Linked DNA regions of Homo sapiens: region 2 is linked to region 1. A link is a loop called in an ENCODE intact Hi-C map of the cell type or tissue named here. Cell type or tissue: heart right ventricle. All regions are shown on one strand. Each heading gives the region's core, and the rest is flanking DNA. Links, peaks and the distances in the headings are about the cores only.

What was found. Hi-C counts contacts between places; a loop is a spot of excess contacts. Peaks named below come from ENCODE experiments on the same cell type or tissue, not always from the same donor. Only the 100,000 strongest peaks of a DNase experiment are listed, where the experiment ranks them.
Region 2: it touches region 1 in a loop (5-fold over the local background); 1 of 110 quality-filtered maps calls a loop at or near these places.

What each region holds. Positions count from the first base shown.
Region 1 is chr1:150,240,043-150,248,181 of GRCh38, forward strand. No RefSeq gene overlaps it. Among named protein-coding and RNA genes, the nearest start is that of ANP32E, 8.0 kb to the left of the region's middle. In heart right ventricle, for the core only: no CTCF peak of the experiment used is centred there; a DNase peak (open chromatin) is centred at 3,177.
Region 2 is chr1:150,890,287-150,898,425 of GRCh38, forward strand. All of the region lies in intron 1 of CTXND2 (cortexin domain containing 2), which reads left to right. It also overlaps a transcript of LOC107985204 not described here. Among named protein-coding and RNA genes, the nearest start is that of CTXND2, 7.2 kb to the left of the region's middle. RefSeq lists enhancers at 1,279-1,423, 2,158-2,302 and cis regulatory regions at 1,351, 2,230. In heart right ventricle, for the core only: no CTCF peak of the experiment used is centred there; no DNase peak of the experiment used is centred there.

The DNA.
Region 1 (8,139 bases), core at 1,233-6,232:
CTTTTGGGGAAGCCTGAATCCAACGAGTGATTAACACAGAGGTGTAAAGGACCAGCCTGCCCTTTTGCCCAGTTTTAGACAAACTCAGAAGGGTCATCCCAGCTCCAGAGCACCCTGTTGGGGTCAGCTGAGGCCTTCGTTAGGATGGCATTGCCATTCAGTTTCTCTCTCTACTTCATCCTGCTTCTTTCTTCTTCCTCCCACAGGTAATGGTCCCAATATCACTCAACAACAAATGTCCCAACATCTCAGTCTGCTTCCTGGGGACATGTGACAGTGGCTCTCTCCAAATACCTACCCTCTGAGAACGCCCAAACTAACCTATAAAAGCAATCACCTAGAGAAGCCTTGAGACCATGTGAAGAGAGTGACAGGTGCCCAGCCAGCCCCCAGCTTCTTCAACCCCCATTTCCAGTTGCAGCCACCATCTGACCTCATGAGAGATCCTGAGTCAGAACCAGCCAGCTCAGCCTTTCCCAAACTCCTGTGTCACAGAAATCACCAGAAATAATAAAATAATCATTATTCTTTTAAATATCTAAATTTGGGGTTGTTAGGTAGCAATAGTAATTGGAACAACTTCCTAGCACACATTTTTCTGATCAAATCTCACTAGTGCACCGGGCACAGTGGCTCACGCCTGTAATCCTAGTACTTTGGGAGGCTGAGGTGGGCAGATTACTTGAGGTCAGGAGTTCGAAACCAGCCTGGCCAACATGGTGAAACCTTGTCTCTACTAAAAATACAAAAACTTAGACGGGCGTTGTGGTGGACACCTGTAATCCCAGCTACCTGGGAGGCTGAAACAGGAGAATTGCTTGAACCCAGGAGGCAGAGGTTGTGGTGAGCCGAGATCGTGCCATTGCACTCCAGCCTGGGTGACAGAGTGAGACTCCATCTCAAAAAAAAACAAAAACAAACAAACAAACAAAATCTCACTAGTGCCCTTTTTGTTCTGTGATGACAGGTGATAGTCATTCTGCTCCTTTTAGTTTTGCTTATGCTATTTTCTACCTTAAACAAAACAAATTCCCTCCTCTGAATTCTCAGCACTTATTAAATGTTCTACTCATTTAGCATTTACCCTATGATGCCTTGCAACATCTCATATATGTTTGTGTGTGTGCGTGTTTTTGTTTTTTTTTTTTGAGACAGAGCTCACTCCATTGCCCAGGCTAGAAGTAAGTGGCGAGATCTTGGCTCACTGCAACCTCCGCCTCCCGGGCTCAAGCAACTCTCCTGCCTCAGCCTCCTGAGTAGCTGGGACTACAGCTGTGCACTACCACACCTGGCTAATTTTTGTATTTTTAGTAGAGATGGGGTTTCACCATGTTAGCCAGGCTGGTCTTGAACTCCTGACCTCAGGTGATCCACCCACTTCGGCCTCCCAAAGTGCTGGGATTACAGGGGTGAGGCACTATGCCCGGTCTCATATATGTTATTTAACTCTGATTGCTCCCAACTAGATTGGAATTTCCTACAGGGAAATTAAGTCAGTTAACTTGGCTTTCTCTGGCATCACTCATAGGAGTGGGCACAGTGCTGAGCACAGAGTGGGTATTTAAGACAGTTTTAATAATTGATTATACCTCAAATAAGTCTCAGCTAGTAGTTTAAATTCATACTTCTTTTTTTTTTGACAGAGTCTCGCTCTGTAGCCAGGCTGGAGTGCAGTGGCACGATCTCAGCCCACTGCAACCTCCGACTCCCTGGTTCAAGCGATTCTCCTGCCTCAGCCTCCGGAGTAGCTGAGATTACAGGCACGTGCCACCACGCCCAGCTAATTTTTGTATTTTTAGTAGAGATGGGGTTTCACCATGTTGGCCAGGATGGTCTTGATCTCCTGACCTCGTGGTTTGCCCACCTTGGCCTCCCAAAGTGCTGGGATTACAGGCGTGAGCCACCACGCCCTGCCTTTAAATTCATACTTCTATTAGGAAATAATTTGGTTGATGCTTTCTTGGGGAATAGGTGATGGAGTAGGAGTTAAGAATAACTACAAGCCAGGTGCAGTGGCTCACGCCTGTAATCCTAGCACTGTGGGAGGCCGAGGCGGGCGGATCACGAGGTCAGGAGATCGAGATCACCCTGGCCAACATGATGAAACCCCGTCTCTAGTAAAACTACAGGAATTATCTGGGTGTGGTGGCACGTGCCTGTAATCCCAGCTACTCAGGAGGCTGAGGCAGGAGAAATGCTTGAACCTGGGAGGCAGAGATTGCAGTGAGCTGAGACTGCACCATTGTACTTCAGCCTGAGTGACAGAGCAAGCCTCTGTCTAAAAAAAAAAAAAAAAAAAAAAAGAATAGCTACAGACTGCTGTTCTGCTCTTCTCTTAACCTTTTCACTTTCCCTTTTCCAAACTAGTTAATTTGCAGTTTAAAGATAAAGGTAGGCCAGTGCAACTAATGCATTTTCTCCAGAGTTTAAACTCACTTGGAACCACCAGAAATCATTCCCACTCATACCACTAAGAAATCCTGTCCCAGAAAACCACCCAACAGGGTCACTACTGCTCTCCTTAGCACTAGGAGAGATGATCAATACCCAGAGAACACCAATAATTCTAGATGCCCACTGTGCTAATATGTTTTGAGAACCTTCCAGGTCAACACCTTTTAAGGCAATGTAGGTTTTTATATTTGTACAGGACCTTAGAGTTAGGGGATATATGTCTATATATTTATATTCTATCTATAGATCTAAAGTGAGTTACTTTTACAAAAAAAACAAAAACAAAAACAAAAAACACTGAATTTTATGAGGTTAAGTGGTGTGGTAAATTGTCTGCAAAAGTAGAAAAATAGTCATCAACAGTTTCTCCCATCCCTGTGCACACACCACACTCCCCCCATCAGGAGGTGGAGTCTGTTTCTTTTCCCCTTGAATCTGGGCTAGTCTTATGACTTGCTTTCACCAATAGAATGTAGTGGAAATAACACTGTGCCAGTTCTGGGCCTATTCCTTAAGAGACCTGGCAGTTTCCGCTTTGCTCTTTGGGAAGCCATTTCTCATATAAAGAAGTCTAACTACCCTATTGGAGAGAGTGGCCATGTATCTTTCATTGTAGATAGAGGCCCTGGGAAATGAGAGATTATGAAGGGAGAGAGAGCCTAGACATCCTCCAGCTGTCCCAGCCAACCAGTGCAGGCCCCAGCCATGCAAGTGAAGTTGACTTGGATCCTCCAGCCTTTTGTCAAGCTGCCCAGCCAACACCATGTGGAGTAGAGACAGGCTATTCCACTATGTTCTGGCCAAATTAAAGAATCTTTCTCTTTTTTTCTTTTTTTTTTTTGAGACAGAATTTTGCTCTTGTTGCCCAGGCTAGAGTGCAACGGCATGATCTTTGCTCACCGCAACCTCCGCCTCCTGAGTTCAAGCGATTCTCCTGCCTCAGGCTCCTGAGTAGCTGGGATTTCAGGCATGCACAACCATGCCTGGCTAATTTTGTATTTTTTTTAGTAGAGATGGGGGTTTCTCCATGTTGGTCAGGCTGGTCTCGAACTCCCAAACTCAGGTGATCCACCTGCCTCGGCTTCCCAAAGCGCTGGGATTACAGGCGTGAGCCATCACGCCTGGCCTAAAGAATTTTGAGTACAGCCAGATGTGATGGCTCACACCTATAATCCTAGCACTCTGGGAGGCCAAGGTGGCCAGATCACGAGGTCAGAAGTTTGAGACCAGCCTGATCAAGATGATGAAACCCTGTCTCTACTAAAAATACAAAAATTAGCCGGGCATGGTGGCACACACCTGTAATCCCAGCTACTCAGGAGGCTGAGGCAGGAGAATCGCTTGAACCTGGGAGGCGGAGGTTGCAGTGAGCCGAGACTGCACCACTGCACTCCATCATGGGCAACACGAGTGAAACTCCATCTCAAAAAGAAAAAAAAAAGAATCTTGAGTAAGGCCAGATGTGGTGGCTCACACCTGTAATCCTAGCACTTTGGGAGGCAGAGGCAGGCGGATCGTTTGAGCACAAGCGTTTGAGACCACTGTAGGCAACATGGCAAAAATCCATCTCTACAAAAAATACAAAAAATTAGCCAGGCATCGTGGCATATACCTGTAGTCTCAGTTACTTGGGAGGCTGAGGTAGGAGAACCAACTAAGCCATGGAGGTCCAGGCTGCAATGAGCCAAGATCATCCCACTGCACTCCAGCCTGGGTGACAGAGTAAGACCCTGTCTCAAACAAACAACAACAACAGCAAAAGAATATTGAATAAATAAAGCATAGTTGTTGTTTTAAACTACTCATTTTTAAGGTTGTTTATTAATTATTAATAAGTAAACAATAGCAATAATAGATAACTAGAAGATAACTAAAACAAGAGGTAGTGATTAGTAATTTGTAAATATGAAACTCAAATTCATTTCCTCTATTTCCTCTTTTTCGAAGTTCAACTCTTTTTCCAAAGGTTACCAATAGAATCCTGTTTAATTCATGGGTGCACAAAAAGTTCTGCTCCCTAAAATATCATTCTTATTATTTATTGATGCTCAAAATGCCACAAATAGATACTCAATCTTATGACTCCCATTGAGATACAAAAACTCCAGGATGACTAACAAGTAAACTTTTTTTTTTTTTTTTGTAGACAGGGTCTGGCTCTATCACCCAGGTTGGGGTGCAGTGGTGGGATCTCAGCTCACTGCAACCTATACATCCCAGGCTCAAGTTATCCTCCCACCTCAACTCCCCAAGTAGCAGTTATCCTCTCACCTCAATTCCCCAAGTATCTGGGACTACAGGCATGCCTGGTTAGTTTTGGGTTTTTTTGTTTTTGTTTTTTTGTATTTTTAGTAGAGACAGAGTTTCACCATGTCGCCCAGGCTGGTCTCGAACTCTTGAGCTCAAGTGATCCTCCCACCTTGGCCTCCCAAAGTGCTGAGATTACAGGCGTGAGCCACTGCAATCAGCCTAGTAAACTTGATTAATCTATTAAACCTTTGTTGAATATCTTTATCAAATAATTTTTAGAAAAGATTCTGATTGGCAGCATGAAAACTATAAAATGATCAAACTACCCTATATTTTCCAGGATTTTTCAAGTTTTTTCTTTAATTTGGGATCCTCTTCTCTGTAGAGATTGTCAGTAAATGGTGAAGAGAGAAGATTGCATATTGTTACGGTAAACTTCTTTTTTTTTTTTTTTTTTGAGACAGAGTCTCTCTCTGTCGCCCAGGCTGGAGTGCAGTGGCGCGATCCCGGCTCACTGCAAGCTCCGTCTCCCGGGTTCACGCCATTCTCCTGCCTCAGCCTCTTGAGTAGCTGGGATTACAAGCGCCCACCACCACGCCCGACTATTTTTTTGTATTTTTAGTAGAGATGGGGTGTCAACGTGTTAGCCAGGATGGTCTTGATCTCCTGACCTCGTGATCCGCCCGCCTCGGCCTCCCAAAGTGCTGGGATTACAGGCATGAGCCACTGCGCCCGGCCAGTAAACTCTTGATTACTGCCATGTGAATACAAAATTCTGCGGAATATCTGCAAAAATATAAAATTCTAGGTTGAGCTTTCCCAGTTTGAATCACCTCTCTACATGCTAAGGGAGTGAGTGTAAACAAGTTCTAACATTAGCCAAAGTCAAACAAAATTAGAAGAGTAAGTCTCCTAGAAACAAATCCATATTGCAATATCAAATAGATATGATTTAGAGATTTTGGCTGGGTGCGGTGGCTCACACCTGTAATCCCAGCACTTTGGGAGGCTGAGGCGGGTGGATCACGAGGTCAGGAGATCGAGACCATCCTTGTCAATATGGTAAAACCTGGTCTCTACTAAAAATACAAAAATTAGCTGGGCATGGTGTCACGTACCTGTAATCCCAGCTACTCAGGAGGCTGAGGCAGGAGAATTGCTTGAACCTGGGAGGTGGAGGTTGCAGTGAGCTGAGTTTGCCCACTGCATTCCAGCCTGGGCAACAAAGAGAGAGACTCCATCTCAAAAAATAAAAATCAAAAAAATTTACAAATTTATCTTACGGCAACTCTTTGTCATCTGTGCTACTGGATAAACACAGTAATTCTGTCACCCAGGCTGGAGAACAATGGCATGATATTGGCTTACTACAACCTCCGCCTGCTGGTTCAAGCAATTTTCCTGCCTCAGCCTCCTGAGTAGCTGGGACTACAGGAGTGCACCATCACGCCCAGCTAATTTTTGTATTTTGTTTTTGAGACAGAGTTTTGGTCTTGTTGCCCAGGCTAGAGTGCAATGGGGCAATCTTAGCTCACTGCAATCTCTGCCTCCCAGATTCAAGCGATTCTCCTGCCTCAGCCTCCCAAGTAGCTGGGATTACAGGCATGCACCAGCATGCTCGGCTAATTTTTGTATTTTCAGTAGAGACGGGGTTTCCTCATGTTGGCCAGGCTGGTCTCAAACTCCTGACCTCAAGTGATCCATCCCCCTCAGCCTCCCAAAATGTTGAGATTATAGGCATGAGCCACGGTGCCCGGCCAAATTTGTAATTTTGGTAACAAGGTTACCTTCAAAACATAACTTGAGGCTAGGTCCAGTGGCTGACACCTGTAATCACAGCACTTTGGAAGCCTGAGGCAGAGGATTGCTTGAGCCCAGAAGTTCTAAACCAGCCTGTGCAATATAGCAAGATCCTGTCTCTAATTAAAAAAAAAAAAAAAAAAAAAAAAAAAGGTAAGGGCGCGGTGGCTCACACCTGTAATCCCAGCATTTTGGGAGGTCGAGGCGGGTGGATCACCTGATGTCAGGAGTTCGAGACCAGCCTGGCCAACATGGTGAAACCCTGTCTCTACTAAAAAAATACAAAAATTAGCTGGGTGTGGTGGCAGGTGCCTATAATCCCAGCTACTCAGCAGGCTGAGGTAGGAGAATCGCTTGAACCTGGGAGGCGGAGATTGCAGTGAGCCAAGATCGTGCCATTGTACTGCAGCCTGGGCAACAAGAGCGAAACTCCATCTCAAATTAAAAAAAAAAAAAAAAAAAAGGACCAAGCATAGTGGCTCACACCTGTAATCTCAACACTTTGGAAGGCTGAGGAGGATTGCTTCAGGAGTTCAAGACCAGCCTGGGCAACATGGGGAGACCCTGTCTCTACAAAAAATAAAAAATTAGCTGGGCGTGGTGGTGCCCACCTGTGGTCCCAGCTACTCAGGAGGCTGGGGTGGGAGGATCGCTTGAGCCCAGGAGGTTGAGGCTAGAGTGAGCTGTCATTTTGCCACTGCAATCAATCAATAAAAACTGAAAACTTATGGTTAATATGGAGAATTTAATATCTATATTTACCTATATTTCCTCCCAAATCTTAATAAAATGACTTTGAAAGAATGAGATCTAAATACAAAGGACAAAGAGAATGAGCAAGAAGACAACTGAGGAGAGACCTCAACAAAATTTTGGAATCTGTAAAGCTGATGAACAATGTAGTTCAGATATGCTTCTTTACTTCTGAGGTTTCCTCTTTTTTTTTTTTTTTTTTGAGACAGAGTCTCGTTCTGTTGCCCAGGCTGGAGCACACTGGCGCGATCTCGGCTCACTGCAGCCTCCGCCTCCCAGGTTCAAGCGATTCTCCTGTCTCAGCCTCCTAAGTAGCTGGGACTACAAGCGCGCAGCACCATGCCCGGCTAATTTTTTGTATTTTTAGTAGATATGGGGTTTAACTGGCTGGGCGCGGTGTCTCACGCCTGTAATCCCAGCATTTTGGGAGGCTGAGGCAGGAGAATCGCTTGCACCGGGGAGGCAGAGGTTGCAGTGAGCCAAGATCGCGCCATTGCACTCCGGTCTGGGCAACAAGAGTGAAAATCAGTCTCAAAAAAAAAAAAAGAAGAAGAAGAAGAAAGAAAGAAATGGAGTTTAGCCGTGTTAGCCAGGATGGTCTCAATCTCCTGACCTCGTGATCTGCCTGCCTCAGCCTCCCAAAGTGCTGGGATTACAGGCTTGAGACAACGCGCCCGGCAGGTTTTCCTTCTTATGAAGAGACTTAATTCATGTAACTGTGCCTTTTTTAGCCCTTTGTTCATACACTCTTTTTCTTTTTCTTTTTCTTTTTCTTTTTTTTTGAGACGGAGTCTCGCTCTGTGGCCCAGGCTGGAGTGCAGTGGCACGATCTCGGCTCACTGCAAGCTCCGCCTCCTGGGTTCACGCCATTCTCCTGCCTCA
Region 2 (8,139 bases), core at 2,041-7,040, 650 kb after region 1:
TCCTAAGTAAAAAGTGAAGCTGTACTAAGAAGACAGATTTGGCTCAAGGTAAAAAATTACTGCCTTCCAGAACCTTCTGAAATAGATAGACAGCCAGGAGACAGTCAGTGCCCAGCCCCTGTCACACAAGGAGCTCAAGCAGGGGCTTTACAGGAATGATTAGAAGGTGGTACAAGATGACCTTTAAAGTTTCCTTCCAATGTGAGATTTTATTTATTTATTTATTTATTTATTGAGATGGAATTTTGCTCTTGTTGCACAGGCTGGAGTGCAACGGTACGTTCTTGTCTCACTGCAACCTCTGCCTCCCGGGTTCAAGCGATTATCCTGCCTCAGCCTCCCAAGTGGCTGACATTACAGGCATGTGCCACCACGCCTGGCTAATTTTGTATTTTTAGTAGAGACGGGGTTTCTCCATGTTGGTTAGACTGGTCTTGAACTCCCAACCTCAGGTGATCCACCCGCCTCGGCACCCCAAAGTGCTGGGATTACAGACGAGAGCCACCGCGCCTGGCCCAATGTGAAATTTTATACCCTTCACTTTCATGCATTGTGAGTTCTGCAATATTAAATTAAGCATCATTTTCCAGAAAGCTTCAATGCTTCCTGTCTCCATCACTATTCCTTTATTTGGAGTGCTCTTTTCTTGTTCCAAATAGAGCTCAGCCATCACCTCTACAAAGACTTCTATAACTAATACCACTCCCAGCTGAGTTTATTAATCGATGAAGGTTGTACTGTTCATACCCTACACCCAAGAGAAGCAGCATGTTCCTTCTGACATTGGAGTTTCCACATTGACAAACATTTCCTACAGGAAATGGACGTTTGCCCTGTAGAAACTCATATTGATAGAAGAATATCAGGTTAATTCTTGCCTCATGTACGCTACACATTCCTGCCTATCTGATATTTCTTTTCTTTCTTTTTTTTTTTCTTTTTTTGTGAGACGGAGTCTCGCTCTGTCGCCCAGGCTGGAGTGCAGTGGCAGATCTCAGCTCACTACAACCTCCGCCTCTTGGGTTCACACCATTCTCCTGCCTCAGCCTCCCGAGTAGCTAGGACTACAGGCACCCGCCACCATGCCTGGCTAATTTTTCATATTTTTAGTAGAGACAGGGTTTCACTGTGTTAGCCAGGATGGTCTCCATCTCCTGACCTCGTGATCTGCCTGCCTCGGCCTCCCAAAGTGCTGGGATTACAGGCGTGAGCCACTGCACCCGGCCTTATCTGATATTTCTAACACAAACATCTAATGATGTAATTTTCATGTTTACAAGCTTTCCAATGGCTCCCCACTGATTACAAAGCTGAGTCCTGAGTGTTTAATCTGCAACACAAGGTCCCTTGTGAGCTGCCTTTGCTACCAATCCTATCTATTCAGTAAAATATATCTCAAAGTCTTACTGAACAATTGCTGTTTCTCAAACATACTATATTGTCCTCCCTTAAACCTTCATATCTTTACCTGGAATATCTTCTTTCCTTCTCCCCTTTCCCACTTTTAGCTGCCAGATAAACTCATTCTTAGCCCTCAATTCAATTCATGTGTTGGCCTCTTCAGTAAAATCTCCCTTGATTCTTCCCTTTGGGCTTCTTTCCCACTTTACCCAGCAAATTGCTTTGGAATTATTTGCTTTCAGGAAGTACAGATTTTTTTATTTTTCTCTTTAACTTTATAAGATTCAGACAGTTTACTTAGTATAAAATTATACTAGAAATTTGTGATAAGGAGAATAAATGAAAGGAAATCAAAGAAAGATGGAAGTCTCTTGAAATGCACTAATTGAGAGAAGGTGGAAAATTAATAAAATATTCAGGCTGAATAAGTCTAGTGAGATCTGCAAGTGCCAGGGTAAAACAAGATGTCCTTTTTGAGGAATGTAATGATGAATAATGAGAAAATATGTGCCTGAAGTCATAAAGATATGTCATATTTTCTTCTAAAGGTTTTCAAGTTTTCCTTTTACATATAACTAAATGCAATTTTTAAAATAAATATCCTATTTTCCAGTATCTTATTGAATAGTTCATGCTTTTCCTGTGACCAACAATACCCACTGTGTTATAATTCAAGTTTCTGTAAATGTGTGATTTGCCTCTGGGCTCTCTAGGGGTATCTATGCCCACATACCTACCCCGTTGTCATAAACCCTATAGCTTTATAATAAACCTTGATTGCTGATAAGGAAAATCTCTCTACCCTATTCTTTTTCTTCAGAATGTCTTATTCTTCTTCTTCTTTTTTTTTTTTTTTTTTTTATTGAGACAGGGCCTCGCTTTATCATCCAGCCTGGATTGCAGTGGTATGAAATGAACTCGGCTCACTGCAGCCTGAACCTCCCTGGCTTAAGAGATCCTCCCACCGCAGCCTCCCAAGTAGCTGGGACTACAGGTGCCCACCACCAGGCCCAGCTAATTTTTGTAGTTTTTGTAGAGATGGGGTTTTACCATGTTGCTCAGGCTGGTCTTGAACTCCTGACCTCAGGAGATCTGTCAGCCTCAACCTCCCAAAGTGCTAGGACTACGGGCATGAGCCACCATGCCTGGCTTCTATCTTCTCTATCCTTGAGCCTTTGAGTTCCTTCATACGTTTAAGAAAATTGATTTGTCAGTTTTCTCAAAAAATCCTGATGGGATTTTGGTGGAGTTGCATTGTATCCATAGATCAATCTGGGAAGAACTAACTACTATGCTGAATCCACAAACATAGTATATCCCTTCATTTACTTAAGTGTTCTTTAACGACTATCAGTAAAGTTTGGTAATTGTTTCCAAACTGGTCCTAGTCAACTTTTGTTAAACTTATTTTTAAATATCTTACGTATTTTTAATGCCATTGTAAATGATGCTTTTTTAAAAATTACATTTTCTTGTGTGTTGCTGGTATTTAGAAATATAATTGACTTATGTATCTTATCCAGCCACCTTGCTAAGCTCTAATTATCTCACATTTTTCTTTAGACTCATCTGCGGGCAATGACGTCTGTGAATAGTAAACTTTTGTTTTCTTCTTTTTCAATCCATTTTTTTTCATCTTATCTTACTGCACTGGCTAGGACTTCCAGAATTATGTTACATAAAAGTTAATATAGTGAACATTTTTGTCTGGTTCCTGATTTTAAAAGGAAAATCTTTCAACTGTTGCCCATTAAGTAGTAGGTTTGCTATAGTTTTTTTTGTTGTTGTTTGGACAGGCTGTCACTCTGTCACCCAGGCTGGAAGACAGTGATGCTATCATGGTTCACTATGGCCTTGATCTCCGGGCTTCAAGTGATCATCCCACTTCAGCCTCCTGAGTAGCTGGAAGTACAGACATGCACCATCTTGCCTGGCTAATTTTTAAATTTTTTTAGAGAGACGGGTCTCACTATGTTGCCCCGGCTGGTCTCAAACTCCTAGCCTCAAGCAATCCTGCTGCCTCAGCCTCCCAAAATGCTGGGATTACAGGTATGAGCCACCATACCCAGCCTATACATTTTTTATGGATACCCCCACTTATGCCTAGTGTTCCATTATTGGAACCCTAAGCATGTGGGGGTTATTTATGTCCTACTGCTCAAGGTCATCACCAAGGTCTGATTGCAAAAATTCAAAAAATTGCACCCTCAGGCATAAATGGGTTAAAGGAGCTCCTTTCTATCCCTATTTTGCTAAGAATATTAACATAGGTGTTTTATATTAGTATCTTTTTTTTCTTTTTTTTTAACCAGAGATGGGGGCGTCTCACTATGTTGCTCAGGCTGGTCTCGAACTCCTGGACTCAGGCAATCCTCCTGTCTTGGCTAGTATTAAGTTTTATCAAATGCTTTTTCTGTAATCATTGAGGTAATTTTTTCATTTAATCTATATATTAAATGTCACTTACAGGTTTTCTCATGTAAACTACCCTTGCATTTCTGGGAAAAACTCAGCTTGGTATTTGTGTCAATCAGGATTTATTTGCAGGGAATAGAAACTTTCTAGTTATTTAAAACAGAAGTAGGATTCTTAGTTACACATGACCGAAAAGCCCAACTCAAATGGGATTAAAGACTACAATGGAAAAATATGAATTTGCTAATTATAGGGCACAAGATTTTATAGATGTTCAATAAATCAAGCTTGTTAATTGTATTATTCAAATATTCTATATCTTCACTGATTTTTGCCTAGTCAACCTATTAATACTTGAGAAGAATGTGTGTTCTATCTACCATAATGGTGGTTTATATCTATTTCTCTCTAGAGTTCTATTGCTTTCTTATTTAAGACTGTTTTATTAGATGCATATAATGTATTTATTTATTTATTTTATTTAGCGGGTACAAGTGCAGATTTCTCACATGCATATATCAATGTGGTAAAGTCTGGACTTTCAGTGTACCCATGTAGGTACATATAATTTAGAATTGTTATATCTTCCTACTGAATTGAACCCTTGATCATTATTTATTAATCCTCTCTATCCTTAATAATGCTTTTTGTGGCCAGGCACAGTGGTTCATGCCTGTAATCCCAGCATTTTGGGAGACTGAGGCGGGTGGATCACCTGAGGTCAGGAGTTTGAGACCAGCCTGGCCAACATGGTGAAACCCCACCTCTACTAAAAATAAAAAATTAGCCGGATGTGGTGGCGCGTGCCTGTAGTCTCAGCTACTCAGGAGGCTGACACAGGAGAATTGCTTGAACCAGGAGGAGGTTGTAGTGAGCCGAGATCGCACCACTGCACCCCAGCCTGGGTGACACAGTGAGACTCCGTCCCCCTCAAAAAAACATATATATATACATATATATATATATGATGCTTTTTGTATTTAGTTCTATTTTGTCTGATATTAATATAGCTATAAAATTTTATAGATATAAAATTTTATTTTGGCTAGTCTTTACCAAATATGCCTTTTTCTATCCCTTTTATTTTCAGCCTTTCCATGTCTTTAAATTTTAGGTGAATTTTTAAAAAATAGACTATAGCTAGATTGGGGCCAAGACCAAAGAATGGATGTTTGTCATTTTTTGTCTGCCCAACATCCAACTACCCTTCCTGTTTGGGGAAATCTTTTTTTTCTTTTTTTTTCTTTTTTTAATTTTGTGTGACGAAGTCTCTTTCTGTTGCCCAGGCTGCAGTGCAGAGACGCGATCTCAGCTCACTGCAACCTCCACCTCTCAGGTTCAAGTGATCTTCCTACCTCAGCATCCCAATTATCTGGAATTATAGGTGCGCACCACTACGCCCAGCTAATTTTTGTATTTTCAGTAGAGATGGGCTTTCACTATGTTGACTAGGCTGGTCTTGAACTCCTGACCTCAAGTGATCCACCTGCCTCGACCTCCCAAAGTGTTGGGATGATTACAGGCGTGAGCCACTGCACCCGGCCATGAAGAAGTCTTTCTTCACATGAATCTGTCAGAAACAATTCCCACTGCGGAGGCCTAGAGAAATCAAATATTCCCTCTTCCACCCTCTGGCAGCCAAGGTGTTAGTGCATGACTCAGCCTTGACCAGTCAGATGCTCTAGCCAGAGACTAGACTATTGAGTGACACAAAGATGACACAATTTATAATTCAGCCATGCCAGAGGCAGCAGTATCCAATGACAGTAGCAGCAGTGCTCGGCAACAGCAGTGTCTGGTGGTGGCAATGTCTAATGCCAGCATTGCCCTAACCAGACTTTTCCTGTGCTCTCCCTGGCTATGGTTCCTGATGGCTGGCTTCTCTTGATTTCTGTCTGTTTATAAGACTAGTTCTCTTTCTGAGAGCTATCTGACCTCTTTACAATAAATATATTTTCTGTTTAACGGAGAATCCGTTCCTGTTGCTTGCAAACAAGAATGTGTTCTTTTTTCCTCTGGAAAGGAGCAGGAGAGATGATAGGTAGGGGGAATATGTGAGGTTTGAATTTGCTGGAGCCATTCTTGATACCGTAAGGGAAGCCAAACTGGGGATTAAATCAACATAGAAGAAAGGCAGGGTTAAGAAAAGCCATAGACACATAAAGGCAGAACCCTGATACTTTGAATCACTGGATTCAGCCATAGCTAAAGGTAGTCTCACTCTGGACTTTTTGGCCATATGAGTCAATAAATTCCATTTTATTTTTAAGTCTCATGTGAGTGGGCTTTTCTGTCACTCGCAACCAAAAGCATCCTACCTGATACCTTTCTGTTCTGCCTGTGAAAAGGAATCCCTCACTTAATTCTGCAAATAGGCTTTCAGCTGCTATTCTACTTCTCTTCTTTCTTTCCTAGTTGAACTTCTCATAAATGATTTAAAATCTTAGTGTCTTTATTTCCTCACTGTCCTTTGCTGCTTTATCCACTAAAACCTGGATTCCTTCTTTACTACTATAACACTATTTCCTTTTAGATCACCAGTAGTCTTCTCCTGTCTTAATTCAGTGCCAACACCATATCTCAAAGTCATTCATTCATTCAACAAAGTTTTACATACCCACTTTAGAAACATATAGGGCTACATTCATTCACTGAACAAATATTTATTGAACATCTAATATATCCCAGACTTTTAGGATAAACAAATTCTATATGATCCCTACTCTCATAAAGGATTACAATTTTATCAGCCAGTACAGACTAAAGTAATATAATAAATTATAGTGAATATTACTGAAAGATCTCCCTAGAAAATTTATATTTAAGCAAAGCCTAGAAGTTGAATATAGAGGGAAGAGAATAACACAAAGAGAATGTTAAAGGAAAAGGCTTGAAAGCAAAGGGGAAGAGAGGGGCAGGCAAAATTCATGGAACTGTGAGAAGCCCACTATTGCCAGGTTAGAAAGTACAAGGGACAGAGAGGTAAGAAATAAGGTTAGAATAAATTGTCAAGAGCCTTGGAGCCCCATTAAGACAGTGGGAAGCTGAAAACAGATTTTGATCAGATGACTGATCAATTTGCATTTATTAAAGATCACTTTGTAGTTTGGAGGGGAATAAGAGTGTTTTCAGGAAATCAGAGTGTATTTACAGGAGGCTGGCATTTGATGGCCTGGAGTACAGAGGTGGCTGGAAAGAAACAGAGAAGAAAATTTATGTGAGAAATATTTTGGAAATAGGCCCAAAAGGGGTCTCACTGTCGCCCAGGCTGGAGTGCAGTGGCACAATATTGGCTCACTGCAATCTCTACTTCCCAGGCTCAAGTGATTCTCCAGCATCAGCCTCCCAAGTAGCTGGGTCTTTAGGCATAAGCCACCACACCGGCTAACTTTTGTATGGTTTGTAGAAATGGGGTTTCTCCATGTTGCCTAGGCTGGTCTCAAACTCCAAGCTCAAGCGATCCACCTGCCTCAGCCTCCCAAGTGCTGGGATTACAGGCATGAGCCACCACAGGCCAGCCTCCAAAAGGATATTAATAGATACAGGGAGTGAGAAATCACTGCAATTTTGAATGCAAAAATGCATATGACCTTGTTCTGAAAGAGCACTATAGAAAGGACAAGATACATAAACAATGTGATATATCTATAAATAATATATATATACACCCAAAGGGTGGTACAGATATTTACCAATATTTCCATACTTTTTAGCCATTGGGAGGAACTCTGGACCACTTTTCTCTCATCCTAGGTCTTAGGACAACTTCCTTGCAATTCTCTGGCAAGGTACAACTCTGTACCATAATGACCACAACTCATGATATTGTTTCACAGAGCAGTTTAGCTCTGCATCATCCCAATTAACTCTTTACCAAACAAGATTTTAGCTTTGCTTGTGTGTAACCAAAACACCCATTAAACCACTTTTCAAAACAAATCTATTGGCTTTTTTCTATTTAAGAGACATGGTCTTGCTTTGTTGCCCAGGCTAGCCTCAAACTCCTGGGCTCAAGCAATCCTCCCAAGAAGCTAGCACTATAGATGTGGGGTTTTTTTTTTTGTCTTTCTAGGATGATGTTCAGGGCACTTTCTCTCATGATGTGCTTTTTATAGGTTTCTCAGAAATTCCCCCATTAAGGTTATTTATCTGCAGATGCCTCAGAGTCAATCTCCTTCTTCCCATTGGACTTTACAATGCTGAGTCTAATATATTTACCTCTAGCCACATTCTGTTAAAGTAACTTCATCCTAAGTTGAATTCCACCTAAGAGGAAGCCCTCTTGGGTGGAATCTTCTTTTATATGACCTCAGACTGGACCCT